2 separate regions of the Homo sapiens genome follow, and region 1 is linked to region 2. A link is a loop called in an ENCODE intact Hi-C map of the cell type or tissue named here. Cell type or tissue: transverse colon. All regions are shown on one strand.

Evidence for each region. A loop is a pair of places that touch in the nucleus more often than their neighbours do. Peaks named below come from ENCODE experiments on the same cell type or tissue, not always from the same donor. Only the 100,000 strongest peaks of a DNase experiment are listed, where the experiment ranks them.
Region 1: it touches region 2 in a loop (6-fold over the local background); 102 of 110 quality-filtered maps call a loop at or near these places.

What each region holds. Positions count from the first base shown.
Region 1 is chr6:124,869,805-124,872,304 of GRCh38, reverse strand. No RefSeq gene overlaps it. Among named protein-coding and RNA genes, the nearest start is that of RNF217, 91 kb to the left of the region's middle. In transverse colon, a CTCF peak has its summit at 1,484 (motif pointing left); no DNase peak of the experiment used is centred here.
Region 2 is chr6:125,121,316-125,123,815 of GRCh38, reverse strand. The region is part of intron 1 of LOC124901394 (a long non-coding RNA gene); the gene reads left to right. Among named protein-coding and RNA genes, the nearest start is that of TPD52L1, 31 kb to the left of the region's middle. RefSeq lists an enhancer at 1-187. In transverse colon, no CTCF peak of the experiment used is centred here; no DNase peak of the experiment used is centred here.

The sequences.
Region 1 (2,500 bases), 250 kb after region 2:
TTGTTAGCATTTGACATTGCCTTGGTGCTATCATTATATAATCAACCATCAATCTATGTATGAGAAAGCCTTAATGTGGAAATCTTCTGATAGTTTTCTGTATGTGGTTTGTATATTTTTTTATTATTTATTTATTTATTTTTCGAGATGGAGTCTTGCTCTGTTGCCCAGGCTGGAGTGCAGTGGCGTGATCTCGGCTCACTGCAACCTCTGCCTCCCGGGTTCAAGCAATTCTCCTACCTCAGCCTCCCGAGTAGCTGGGACTACAGGCACGTGCCACCACCCCTGAGTTATTTTTATATTTTTAGTAGAGATGGGGTGTCACCATGTTGGCCAGGCTGGTCTCGAACTCCTGACCTCATGATCTGCCCGCCTTGGCCTCCCAAAGTGCTGGGATTACAGGCGTGAGCCACCGCACCCAGCCTGGTTTGTATTAAAGCGCAAACTTTAATGATAGAGGCTTTATAAAATTAGAAAAGAAGACAGTCATTTATATTGAGCAGCTGTGTTACAGGCACTGTGTAAGAAACTTGTACACATATATTATCTCATTTAATCTGCCCAACAGCCTTGTATAATAGTAATTATTCTTCTCATTAAAAAGTTAAGCAAAATTCTATGTTTCAAGTGTCACAGAGATAGTGACAGAGCCATTTTCAAATCCCCAGTCCCTCATTTTTACATCCTTATAGAAAATGTGATTAAGCCATAATATTGATTGAATGGAGATGAATTTTTTCTCTTCTTGGTGCTTCAGATAATGTAATTGACTGAAGTAGTACATGCTCTAACCCTTTACTCCTTCTCTTTTGTATGTAACTATGCTGGAATTAAGTTGTGAAATAATTATGGTTTTCATAGTTTCTGGTAATGTCTGAAAAATTACTAATATATAGATTGTGAGGTCTGAACTGATAAAATTAGAGAGAGAGAGAGAGAGAAGGAGAAAGATAAATATAGATATAGCTATTAAAAACAATAAGAATCAGTCAGATTTGACCGTAAATGGATAAAAGACTAATTCTGCCAAGAATCATAGAGATTCGACATTTGTATAGCCTTAGGAATGTGTCTGTAAATTTTAGCAACACAGAGAATTAGACTAGAAGAAAGTTGTAACAAAGGGAAAAATGACCCCATTCTTTACAAATTCTCAAACATTTTTATACACAAAAAGGCTATATTATCATACATAGGAAAAACTTACAAATACTTGTATGTATTTAAATATATCAGTGGACTTTTAAAAATAAACATGCCTCGAAAGCAAGCATTTCATGTTAATGGCATTAAAGGAGTTTATATTGAGTTTGGGACAAAAGATAAATTATTCCATATTTAAATCCTTGGATGATGGATCAGAATTTTTTGCTGTCTTCTTGAATTTATATAGTTTAGATATTTTTGGTTTAGAGTTTGTTTATACAGGTTCAAAAATTTGATCAAGTTTTAGCTTTAAGAAAGCTGGAGTTTGAATTCCAGGCTTAGAGCTCCCTCTTCTGCTTACTGGTAGATATGGGAAATCCTGGGTTTTTATCAATGAATTCCAAGATTATGTCAGAATTCCTACATCCATATTTTTACAATTAACTTTCTGAAACGTAGCTGGAATTTATTACTTTTGATAGTTAGTGATTAACCAGTTTACCTGAAAAACAATGTGTGATAACCAGGGGCAATTTGCATGTACCAGAAACCTCTAAAAAAATTCTTATATTTAGAAGACAAAATTTTAGGGGTCAAATGGAAACATCATAAGGATAGAAGAAAGAAGGAAGGTAATGTTATTAGGTAGTTATATGTTAAGCAAAGTACTATGTATTCCCCAGCCATTATCTCAAAGAGTTTAATGATTGCTGGTTTGACAAATGACAAAATTGAGGTACAAAGAGTTTAAGTGACTTTCCCAAGCTCATGTAGCTGGTAAATTCAGACATCAAGGTCCTGTCCTCTGTCCACTAATACACGAAGAACAGCAGTCAAGTGCAAAAAGAGTGTTGTAGAAAAGAGAAGAGTTTGTGACTTATTTATTTATTCAGTCACTCATTCAACAAACGTGATTAAATTTGTGGATTGTAGAGTATACATTGTTAAAATAGATTCTAATTTATAATATTTTAATGGGCAAATAGACTGAGTTATAAATACTGTTACATGTTACATAATCTCTTCATCGTTACAAGTACTAAAATTGTGTTCTTATTTGTGTTTTTCATGGTCAAAAGAGAGGGAAAGAAACAGAAAGACTAATTTTTATTTAGTGTCGACTATATGCTAAGTGTTTATGTATTTTGTTTATATTAGTTGTCACAGCAACTTCATGGTATTAGGCATTTACTTTTTTCTTTCTTCCTTTTTAAAAATTAATAGATGTTATTTCTTGGAGTGATTTTGGGTTCACAGCAAAATTGAGCAGAAGGTATATATATATACTCCCTCCCCCTACATATGTACAACCTTCCCCACTATCAACATCCTCCACCAAAATGGTACATTTGTT
Region 2 (2,500 bases):
GTCTCACTTTTCCACTTCTGTAGTTGGGTCCCTCACGGTATTTGGGATGTCTCTTGGGTCCTGTAGGAGCAGTCCACTTCCTTCAGAGGGTCTGCGGGTCCTCTCGGGATTGCTGGTTTGTTCTTGCAGTCAATCCGGAGCCAACATTTACAATGCGAGCTTTCGCAAGCTGCTCGGTCTGGAGCTGCAATCTAGTCCTGCCTCCCATCTGCCATGATGATCTCTCTCCTATCCTATTTAATTTAAAACAATCCTTTAACCCTCTAAACTAGGCAAAAATGTACATTCCCATGTCTTCTTATAATCTTTTACTAAAGGCACATTTCACTTTCTTCACACACCTGGCATGTAAAACTATTTTTTTAGAAGTCTCGAGTACAAGTTATACTGTTAACTCTTAGCAACTTTTGGTGAAAAACCTGGTCAGTAAGCAATTTTAATTATGTATTAGGATTGAGCCTAGGACATCAGACGGAAGTGCAGATAAGGTCTGACTCCTTCCAGCATAGCTAGGGGGCATGGCTAACCCCACACATCCCCAGGCCTTACCTAGCTGTAAAGCAGGCAAGTTGAACAATTTTCAAAAGTGAAAGCAGTTTACAACCTTAAAGCATTTAGTAAACCTAATATCTGACCTGCCTAATTTGGACCAAATGTCTATGTTTTACCAATGATCTTTAAAGCTGTTCTTATTTCCTAAAGATGATTAAAGTCACGTAAACTAAAAGGAATTATAGCTTTTAGTTTTCTTTCAAAATATTTAAGCACTTATTTTTCTTTAAGCCAATTAATTAGAGCTCTTTTATATAAACATTACACACACAACACATATATAACTATACAGACAGAAGATCTAGTGGTTGTAGGATTTTTCATTTGCCAGTTTGTAAGTTTCTTAATTGGATTACTGACTTTAGGGTGGAGTCCTTGGAGGAACAGGGTAGGAAAACAATACAGTTTCTAGGGCCTAATAAGCAGGCACAGTTGGAAGGCAAAAATAGATCTCCAAAATTAAGAGTCTCATTTTTATATCACATCCTGGATCCCCAAAAAGAAGGAAATGCTATGCTTTTACTATACATTTTATTGCAAAGCAACCCGAAGTCAATCAGCCAATCAGTAAAAGACAGTGCAATGCTTTTACTATACATTTTATTGCAAAGCAACCCGAAGTCAATCAGCCAATCAGCCCATTCTGTGATTAACCCATCTCCCATGGGAGTCTTATCTCAGTGAGGAGTGGGGACACTTTCATACTTTCTAGGTGGCCAAGAGCATGCTTCTCTGATCCAAAGGTGCAAAAGCAAAGTATTCCCTCATAACTGCCATTGGCCATTACTAAAGTATATTTCCTACCTAGGTATTGAACACCAAAGCGTTCTCATAATGAGAAGTAATTTCTGATACCCCCCAAAGTAAAAAATGGCAGAGAATGCAATGCAAAACAGAGCAGAGCCTTAAATTTTGAGAGGGGTCTATCTCGTCCCAATTCCTGGGGTTTCATGTGGAAATCAGATGTTCTTCCAAAAACAGGGTTGGTGGTACTTCCTCTGTTTTTCCCATGGAGTCCCAGGCTCCTAGAGCTTGAATACCCACTTTTAATTAAACTGACTTATAACCATAGCACTCTAAAAAAAAAAAAAGTCCTTTTAAATTTATTACTAGACTCTAGCTAAGCCAAATGGTCAATATTTCTGGCTTTTGAACTTTACCAAAGATAACCTCCCAGGTGCTTAGAGAAAGGAAAATTCAACAAGGGAAGCCAGAAGTTGTTCATGGAGGGGAAGAGAATCCACAAATGATAAAGTCACACAGATATCAACCAAAAAGTACTCGTTTCCTAAGCCAGGATTGAACCCAAGCTGCCATTGTAAAATGGCAAAGCCTTAGCTGCTGAGTTACAGCATTGGGCAGTTTCCATTGCCCTTCCCAGAAGGAGTCTACAGCAGTCCATTTTGAGCTTGCAATGGTTTTTAACTACTCAAGATAATTTTTAGAGCTAAGTATGACATTGTTATAAGCAGTTAGACAGGCATGAGCAGGGCAGGAGAGGGCTCTCCCCACCCACTAAGAATGTTGGTTGATGGCTCAGAAATGATCACATGGCCTCTCTAAAAGTGATAAATTGGCAGCCAGCACCAGGGAGAGGCCATCTCCTGATGGTCCACACCTGTTGCATTAAAGTGTTAATTGAATGCAGATGCCAGGGAGAAGCAAAAAGGGGCTTCCAATAAAATCTCAGGTATTTTGCAAGTCAGCCCAGGCATGTGCATTAAGAGACAAAATGGCAGAGTATGATCTTCCGGGTACACTCCACCAGAAAAGGGAAGAAAGCCTCAGATGGTCATGCGTACAACTTGCTAAACACCCTACGCATGCTCACCTCGCAAGTGTAAGGAGGGCCCTGCACATGTGGGCAGCCCACCCTAAGGGAAGAATCATGGGAAAGGGGCCAGCCTATAAGTCCTAGGGTCAAGGCTAAATACCACACTTGATCTCA